Regions from separate parts of the Homo sapiens genome. Here region 2 is linked to region 1. Evidence: chromatin loops called from intact Hi-C (ENCODE). Cell type or tissue: CD4-positive, alpha-beta T cell. All regions are shown on one strand.

Region 1 (5,000 bases):
TCTGCCTGAGGCTTCCCTCACTGCCCCGTTTATTCAGCTCAAGATTCCAGTGCTGTCGGAGGTAACGTGAGACCCCGGTAATGGTGTTCTTTGAAATTCTCAAGTAAGGTAAAATCTCGTTTTTGGCTATAATTTAAAATCAGATGTCAGTAAGCTGATAACTGAACTGGCCAGGGCTTCTCTGCACTGTTTTTCTCCACCCTCCAGTGGAGAAAACAGAAATGTCCCAAAATATCGGAAGCAGGGTGGAGGCCCATCTTGGACTATATCATTAACAGCAGGTTCCATTCCTTTGGCTTCTAGTCCTTTTGATTATTAGTACACTGTCAGGAGGACATTAGTGAGGCCTTGAGTTTGAACAGGGAGGGAAGGAACTGTGAAATCACTGTCCACATTTACTGAGGGCCGACCCTGGGGCAGGGCTCCCTGCTGGGTGCTAAGAACATGATACCATGTCAGAGTAGGCCCTTGCCCGTGTAGGGTTTATGATCTAAACAGGTGGACGGGTCAGTCACCTACTCTAAGGTGACTAACAGTACTAAGGCACACCATGGAAAGAGTCAAACGTGGTTCAGTGACCAGAGGAAGATGAAAGCACAGAACCAGTGTATTCGGGAAAGAATTTATTAAGAATTAAACTGGACCTGGAAGATGCAGAGATAAGGAAGACTTTTATCCTTTTTTTCTAGGAAAGAATAAGAAATTGAGCAAATGCTTAGTATGCTCAGGTAGGACCAAGAAGGAGCAGAGCGGCTTGGGCAAAGAAGAGCAAGTTTTTGGAGGAAGGGAGAGAGGTTTTGAGAAATTACAGTTGCCAACTTTGGGAACAATTTCATTGATTGGCTGAGAACACATCCTGAAATAGATTTTTTTTCCTTTGTCTTTTTGAAACTATTTCAGGAAAGAAGTTCAAACCAGCCATGAACATATGCTTCCTAGAGAGACCTTCCCTAAGTGTAATCCTGAGAGTAAATAATGTGACTGTTTTCTGTCAGGCAGGCCCAAGAATGGGATGGGAGGTGTGACGTGGAAGGGAAAATCCAGTAACAGGCCTGTGTGTGTGTAGGCACTTAGGTATCATGAGAGCAGTAGTCGGATATGGTGAGTTACCATTCAGTAAATGGTGTTACAAATAATAATGTTGGAGCCCTACCTTACAGAACATACTGAAATAAATTATAGTGAAATATAAGAGTTATTTGTAAAATAAAAGAAACCACATAAAACATGGGGAAATAATCATGTAAGACTGGAGAGGGATATTTATGTATTTATTTATTTATCTGAGATGGAGTCTCACTCTGTCACCCAGGCTGGAGTGCAGTGGTGCAATCTTGGCTCACTGCAACCTCTGCCTTCCGGGCTCAAGTGATTCTCCTGCTTCAGCCTCCCAGGTAGCTGGAATTACAGGCGTGTGCCACCACACCCGGCTAATTTTTGTAATTTTAGTAGAGACGGGGTTTCACCATGTTGGCCAGGCTGGTCTTGAACTCCTGACCTCAAATGATTCACCCACTTCGGCATCCCAAAGTGCAGGGATTACAGGCATGAGCCACCACGCCCGGCCTGGAGAGGGATTTTTGAAGTATGAAATTTCAGGAAGAAACCAGTTGGACCTGGGCTTTGGAGGTGAGCCTTGGCTTTGCCACTGATTGGCTGAGGACTTCGAGCAACATACGTTGCCCGAGTCTCAGTTTGCTCATCTGAGTATTGGGATTGGTAGGTATTATCTTACAGAGTTTTTTAAAAGTAAAGATTAAGTAAGATAATGCATGTGAAGTAGTTAATAGTGAGTGCTTAGCAAATGCAAGCTCTTATTATGTTACTAAAGGAGAAGATTGATTATCTTGACTAAATATTTCTGGAGCCAGCATTTATTGACCACCTATGATGCCCTAGAATGCATCTGAAGGCTTCACACACAGGTTACGTTACCTCGAGGTCACAGGTGTAGGTATGGGGGCTGAGTCTTGAAGCTTGGCACTGTAACTTCACACCCTGAGCTCCTAGCCACTCTGCCTGTTGCCTCCCCATGTTAACACTAAATGTCTGTCTCTGTAAGTACCATACAAAAGTCAAACAGTAAGCTTAGAAACAATATTTGCCCTGTAGCTATTTGTCTATAGAGATCTCTTGGTCATAGTGTTAAGTTAAACTTTTTGCTTGGAGGGCTACCCCATTCTGCAACTCCACGGCCGCATTCACATGGACATAAGCTGTACTGTACAGTATGGAATGTAGGTTTGATAAGAATGAGGTTTTAAAAGTGTACCTGTCATAAAATTATTTTTCTTTAGCATAAATCTCTTATATACATTCGTTGACTGGCTATCGGCCTGACCTATCTGTGTTTAGTCTTTAACATAAACCAGAATGCAGAATGTTAACAGTGGTTCTCTGGATGTGGGGTGATGGGAAGTTCACTTTTTTTTCTTCCGATTTTCTGTCCTTCCCAGATTTCTACAGTTGACATGTATTACTTTTATCACTTTGGTCAATATTGACAGGAAAATGATTTGAGAATGTGCTGTGATAATTGGAGCCCTCAGAGCGAAGCCACTTACTCCTGAGAGATAGTTCTTTTTCTTCCTGTTGTATATTTGAGCTTCTGCAATTTTAAAAAGTTGCTCAGAACTTAGCAAGTGGTGGAGAGAGGAGGGCTGGGAGTTTCTGAGATGCCGGAGGCTATCTGTCACAGGCTCTGCCCTTGGCTATTCCCTGGCCTGGGGCTTCTTGGCTCTACTGACCCAGCTCTTATCTTTACTTCTACACTGGCTGGTCTGCCTCTGCTTCCTCACCATCCACAGCTCCCTATCCCTGTGACCTGCTCATGTCCTTAGTGTGGGGCGGCCTCTCAGGGCTCACCCCATACGACTAAGCACCCTCTTCCGTTCTGTGGAACAGGATTCTCCTGCATCTCCTCCTCCTTCTCTGATGTCTGTTCCTTTATCTTCTTCACTCTTTTTGTTGTAGTCACCACAAAGGGGCATTCCTAAAGGGTCTCTTCTCCACCACTGGTTTATAGAATTTAATTGTTTCCCTTCACTCCGAAGGGGGGCACCACCTCTTTGCAATTTCCACAGTTTTATCTCAGTTCTGATTCTCCCCGCTTCTACCGCATGTTGTGCCCCGCCCTAGACCTGCTTTTCTGTTTTCCTGCCTGACTCTTCTACTTGGCTGTCCTACCAGCTCCTTAAGTTCAGCATCTATGAAACATAAATTGCCACTTTTCATCCCAAGTTAGGTTGTCCTTTTTACATTCTTGTTTTAGTGGGGAGTGTCATTTCATCACCAACTATGAAATCTGTAACTCCTCCTGTGTCTCTTCTGTTTATCTCCTTTGCCTTCCTCATTCAAGAACCACTACATTCGTTACTTTCTGTCATGAATCAGTCGTTATGGGCCAAGGACTCCCAGATCTCAGTGGCTTAGAACAGAAAGGTTTATTTCTTCCACACGCTACCTCTCCATTGAGTGTGGGCTGGGAGCCTAGTTCCATATTGTCCTGGGACCTCAGTTGATGGGACAGCCCCCATCTTGAATGTGGCAGGTCTGTGTGGCAAAAGCAAATCACATGGCAGCACCGAACTCCAGGAGCAGGGAAGTACAGTCCTTTCTATGTGTCTGCAAGGAGGACTCACATCTTTGGTGAGCAGCACTGATGCCTGCTGCAACCTGGCATCCCCTTTCCTGTCTCCTTTCTTTCCTGGTCTGTGCAGTAGTAGGGTGTATTAGTCCATTTTTGCACTGCAATAAAGGCATACCTGAGATTGGGTAATTTATAAAGAAAAGAGGTTTAATTGGCTTATGGTTCTGCAGGCTGTACAGGTTTCTGCTTCTGGAGAGGCCTCAGGAAACTTACAATCATGGCAGAAGGTGAAGGGGAAACAGGCACATCTCCACATGGCTGGCAAGAAAAGGGAAGAGCAAAGGGAGAGGTGCTACACACTTTTAAACAACCAGATCTCATGAGAACTCTATCATGAGAACAGTAAGGGGGAAGTCTGCCCCCATGATTCAGTCGCCTTCCACCAGGCCCCTCCTCCAACACTGGGGATTTGGGTGGGGACACAGAGCCAAACCATATCATAGGGGATAGGATCCTTCTTATCTGGTTTCTTTGCTACCGTAATTAATCCATCCTTATAGGTTCAATTCTAAACCCTGAAGACATTAGTATTTCCCATTGCCCTTGGGATACAAACTATTTCCCTTGGACCATAAGGCTCTCTCCTTATCAGACACCACCCTCCCATGTATGCCAGCCTCTCTCATACTCCAGGAGGTAAAAAGCTCTCACTTCTGCCTGGAATAATCATGACCCCTGGCCACCCCTCTCAGTTGCCAGGCCACTCTCTCTGGCCTTTGAAACTGTACTCGCATGTCCTGGCCTATCCACCCAAACTAAAGCATGCACTGCCTGTTCCTTTCCTTTGACCACTTATCACAATTTATTTATTTATTTATTTTTGTACATTTGCTTAATGTCTTTTTCCCTCCCTGGACTGTTGGTTCACCGTGGTTTTCGCAGGGCCTGGTGCATAGCAGGGGCTCAGTCATATTTTTTGGATGAATGAACAAACCCTGAAGATGCTACATCTGACTCTATATCTTCATTTTATCCTTTTCGTATTTCCTATTACCTCTAATTTCTCTTCCCTGCACCCATTTCTATTTATTTCATCCCAGTTTACCTCCTGCTGCCAGATTAATTTTCCTAATGCACAGGCTCTATCATATCATGAGTTTCTCATTGCTACATATGACTAATTTGCCAATATTTTTGCACATCAGAATGTGTATCACTTTGAGGCTGGTTCTGTGTTTGTTTTAGTTTAGGAAAAGCTGTTCAGATTGTCTGTAAATCCGTATGGGGATCTTTGCATAGGATTTTAAAGCAGCCACACATCTTGTACAAAATGTATAAGATTAATTTTCTATGTTAGGACCATTTGTTTTCACCAATTCCATAGAGCTCCAATGTGTAAAAGAAGACACTG
Region 2 (5,000 bases), 190 kb after region 1:
CAGTAGGTGGTAAAATCTGGATCTAGGAGGACTTTGATAAACTAGAAATAGCTCAAACACAATACGATGAAATTTCAGCAAGACAAAAATTAAATTCTCTTCTGAGGTCCAAAAATATAATTATATAAATAAAGGACAAAGAAATAAGCATGTGAAAAAAGATGTAGGAATTTTAGGTGACTGTAAATTTCCTGTGAGTCACTAGGATGGTATGGCTACCTAAAAGTAATAGCTTTGAGGCTGTGTTAATAGACAGGTATATTGTTGAAAACCAGACAGAGGCTGTGCACCCAGCTGTGCACCCACACTGGCCAGATGTATGCAGTTCCAGGCTCTGTAATATAAATGGCAGGTTCTTCTGGGAGAGAATGACATTGGGGCAGGTGCAAAAGTGCTGAGAATAGAGGGCTTCAGAATGTGTAGTATAGGTGGTTGAAAGATAGAGGAACATCGCTAGACCCCTTGGTGAGTAGAAGTTTCAGGGAGGTGAATTTCACTATGCTATGAGCAAGAGCAGACTAGTGTCAAAACCGCTGAATCAGAAGTCTCATTGTCACTAGGAAGGGTGAGGCAGTAGCAGCACTTGTCAGGAGTGTCACAGGGGATTCCTATATTGGATTGAGTCAGAACAAATATTAATACAACAATTTCAGTGAGCTTCGACTCTGAACCCAGCATTGTGCTGGACACTGGAGCCTAAGATGATTTCTAGTTCCTGATGGTGATGATTGTATGTTTTATTTTATTTTTTATTTCAATAGGTTTTTGGAGAACAGGTGGTGTTTGCTTACATGAATAAGTTCTTTAGTGGTGATTTCTGTGATTTTGGTGCACCCATCACCCGAGCAGTGTACACTGTACCCAATGTGTAGTCTTTTTTCCCTCACCCCACTCCCACCCTTTCCCACAAGTCGCCAAAGTTCATTGTATCATTCTACTGCCTTTGCATCCTCATAGCTTAGCTCCCCCAAATGGTGATGATTCTAAATGAGCCAAATATTTATGGTGAGGCTGGAGTGATTCAGGAACACTTGAGCTGTAACTGTTTTGCTGATATTCTTTATCTAGACCTGTACTGTGTAGTGCGCAGCCACTAGCCATGTGTGGCTGTCCTGTGAAATACAGGACGTCTGAATTGAGATGTGCTTTAAGTATAAAACCAGTAATACATATCTGGTTTTAAAGACTTAGAGTACACATTTTTTATACTGATTAAATACTGACATGGTAATATTTTGGACCTATTGGGTTGAGTGAAGTATATTATTAAAATTAATGTTACCAGTTCCTGTTTGCTGTTTTTCATGAGGCTACTAGAATGTTTAAAATTGTCTTTATGGCTTGCTTTATATTTCTCTTGGAAGTGCTGCTCTAGAGTGTCGGTTTTAGAGTTAACTTACGAATGTTTAATTTTTCTCTTCTTTTGTTTGCAGACCTGAGAAGATGGCTAAGCTCCCAGTGATTTTAGGCAATCTAGACATTACAATTGATAATGTTTCCTCAGACTTCCCTAGTAAGTGTCAGTTCTACATAATAGACAGAATTTTTATTAGTTTGGGTTTTACTTCAGTTTGAGTTATTTTGAATATCTTTGCAGATTATGTTAATTCATCATACATTCCCACAAAACAATTTGAAACCTGCAGTAAAACTCCCATCACGTTTGAAGTGGAGGAATTTGTGCCCTGCATACCAAAACACACTCAGCCTTACACCATCTACACCAATCACCTTTACGTTTATCCTAAGTACTTGAAATACGACAGTCAGAAGTCTTTTGCCAAGGTGAGTGTGAAGATGGAGGTTTCATTCTTGATGTCAAACCCTCCCTTTAGATTCAGCGTCCCATGTTCTTTTATAAATACTTACATAGTCTGACTTTCTGTTGTTTTTTCTTATTCTGTTTTGTTTATTGCTGCAGGCTAGAAATATTGCGATTTGCATTGAATTCAAAGATTCAGATGAGGAAGACTCTCAGCCCCTTAAGGTTTGTTTTTTTTTAATATATGTTCACCTACGAATTCTGATTTTTCCATTTTCAAAATGCACTTTCATGATACCGTACAACTACAACAGTTTAGCACATTTTAATTGACACAAATCAAAAATATATAATGTTACAATGTATAAACATATATACTCAATCTTATCGAATATGGAATATTTAGGTTCTGGCTCCTAATTGACTGTTTTTTATTCTTTTTAAGGATCAGAGTTTCTTATACACACTCAATTCAGCAAACACTTACTGTTCACCTATGAGCCAAGTGCTCATACTGTGGGTGCTAAGAATTAGGATATGAATAATGTTGATCATAGAAATAATAATAACTGATCAACAATTGATAATTTTATTAAATGTTTACTACAGTATAGTAATAATAATAGCAGTAGATTATAGGTAACTTTTATTGAAAGCTGTTTGTACTCCAGGCACTGCTCTAGTGTGTGTTTAACTCTTTTGGTTCTCAGTAGTCTTTTGAGTTAAGTATTATTATTATCCTTTTTTTTTTTTTTTTTTTTTTTTTTGAGATGGAGTCTCGCTCTGTCGCCCAGGCTGGAGTGCAGTGGTGTGATCTCGGCTCACTGCAAGCACTGCCTCCCAGGTTCATGCCATTCTCCTGCCTCAGCCTCCCGAGTAGCTGGGACTACAGGAGCCTGCCACCACACCCCGCTAATTTTTTGTATTTTTAGTAGAGACGGGGTTTCACCATGTTAGCCAGGATGGTCTCGATCTCCTGACCGTGTGATCTGCCCACCTTGGCCTCCCAAAATGCTGGGATTACAGGCGTGAGCCACCCCACCCGGCCTATTATCCATATGTTTTAGGTGAGGGGAGTAGTGCAGAATTTTTTGCCTAAGGTAAAACATTAGTGGAACCAAGATTCAAACCCGGGCAGTCTAGCTCCATAACCCAAATTGTTTTACTGTGACTATGTTAAAGTGACTTCCTAAGAGGAGAAGGAGACAAAGATGCAAAAAAAAAAAAAAAAAAAAAAAATATATATATATATATATAAAATATAGTATCTGTCCTCAAGAAATTCAGTCAAGTGGGAAAAACAGTCGTGGAGAAAAAGATCTTGGTGGACAGATGGTATGAAATGAAGTTTTGGACAAAACTGAAAATTAATACAGAAAAATGCTGAGGGGACACATGGAAGGAGTTGACAATTTCTTGAAGAATGCTTGAGCGTTTTCTTGATGCATGCAGAAGCGAAGGTTATTTGGACAGAAGAATTGCATAAGAAAAGGCATGGAAATGTGAAAGGGAACAGTGAGCAAGGCATCATCCAGGGCTGTGACCTGGAAGGGCAGGAAGGGGAGCAGGCAGATGGGCTTCAAGGCAAGCTGGAAGGTGGGCAGGACCCAGCAGTCCGGGGCTCACAGGCCTGGGGCCCATCAGAGGTGGCGATGCTAAGTCTATGCCGTAGGAATGCCTCCTCCTTTACGATATATCCAAGTTTAATTTCTTACTTAATCGAACCGTGATGTTTCCCTTTGGTAACTCTTATTTTAGTGCATTTATGGCAGACCTGGTGGGCCAGTTTTCACAAGAAGCGCCTTTGCTGCAGTTTTACACCATCACCAAAACCCAGAATTTTATGATGAGGTAAGTGATGTTTTTAAGGGAAAACCGAATTTGACCAGTTTTAAGGGAAACTTTAATGTATTTGCCTGGTAAAGGAAAATTCAAGAGAAGCTGCATATTACACTGAAATTACAGAGCTAGAACTGCATGTTGAAGTATTTCTTTTATATATTCTGATTGTAAATGTAACATTTTCATTATTAAAAGAAATAGAAATTTGGATAATGCAGATAATACAGAAAAGAAAAAGTCATAATCCCACTATCACTACCACAATTAATATTCTGGTATATTTCCTATCAAATTCATACTTTAGTTACATTTGTTGGACCTGAGAATCTTTCTTTCTTATCATTGGGTTTGCTTACATAAAATATAATGTAATTCATTGAAACCACTGTATGCATGCTACTTGGGAATGTTCTATCCTGGTTCTTCATAATGCCTTGGCTGTGGTAACTTAGCGTAGCAGTTACTGTCCTGTGTTTTCCAGTTCTTCCTAGAAATACCATCAACTCTCTTCCTGTTTCTGAGTGGTGAATTCAGGATTCATTTCTTGCTTGGCACAATTTATAGTCTCAGTATCTTTGAGTGCAAATGTTAATATCCGCTCGGAGAACAAGTGCACGTTTATGCGTTGGGTAACACATACTGTCTCTGCTTCCACTGAGAGTTTCTGTGTTTTTAGAATATTTTGTTGTTATTTTGTCTTCCCTTGCAGATTAAAATAGAGTTGCCCACTCAGCTGCATGAAAAGCACCACCTGTTGCTCACATTCTTCCATGTCAGCTGTGACAACTCAAGTAAAGGAAGCACGAAGAAGAGGGATGTCGTTGAAACCCAAGGTTGGGGGGGCTTACCATTCCTTTGATTTTAAATAATTGAAACATTAGGTTCTTAAATTGTATTAAGATTCTGAATTTCCATCTTTTTGCAAAGGGATCTTTAAATGAATTTTATAGGTAACGGATATGTAGCATGTCTGGGTTGCATATGTAATTTTTTTTTTTTTTTTTAATTTTTGAGCTCAAGCTGTCCTTCCACCTCAGCCTCCTGAATAGCTGGGACTACAGGCACGCACCACACCCACTGGCTAATTTTTGTATTTTTTTGTAGAGACGGGATTTCGCCATGTTGCCCAGGCTGGTCTCGAACTCGTGAGCTCAAGCAGTCTGCCCACCTCTGCCTCCCAAAATGCTGGGATTACAGGTGTGAGCCACCATGCCCAGCCTGCATATGTACATTTTTATAAAAGAAGATTGTAGAATTCTAACCCCGAAAAGGCCTAAGTACATTGTAGACAATGTTCTGCAGAGATTACATTTAGGGCATTTTAAATTTCTTACTCTAATTGATAGGAAAAGTTCTTAAAAATCAGACGGTTTTACATTGGCTTGCTTTCATAAGT

What was found. Hi-C counts contacts between places; a loop is a spot of excess contacts. Peaks named below come from ENCODE experiments on the same cell type or tissue, not always from the same donor. Only the 100,000 strongest peaks of a DNase experiment are listed, where the experiment ranks them.
Region 2: a loop joins it to region 1, with 2.2 times the contacts of the local background. A loop is called at or near these places in 7 of 110 quality-filtered maps.

What each region holds. Positions count from the first base shown.
Region 1 is chr13:99,076,325-99,081,324 of GRCh38, reverse strand. It overlaps a transcript of DOCK9 not described here. Among named protein-coding and RNA genes, the nearest start is that of DOCK9-DT, 7.9 kb to the left of the region's middle. In CD4-positive, alpha-beta T cell, a CTCF peak has its summit at 2,651; a DNase peak (open chromatin) is centred at 3,094; H3K4me3 peaks cover 108 bases; H3K27ac peaks cover 1,216 bases.
Region 2 is chr13:98,885,145-98,890,144 of GRCh38, reverse strand. It overlaps DOCK9 (dedicator of cytokinesis 9), which reads left to right. Exons shown (of 53, transcript NM_001366683.2): 16 at 1,434-1,513; 17 at 1,598-1,785; 18 at 1,922-1,987; 19 at 3,521-3,613; 20 at 4,314-4,437. Among named protein-coding and RNA genes, the nearest start is that of DOCK9-AS1, 56 kb to the right of the region's middle. In CD4-positive, alpha-beta T cell, no CTCF peak of the experiment used is centred here; no DNase peak of the experiment used is centred here.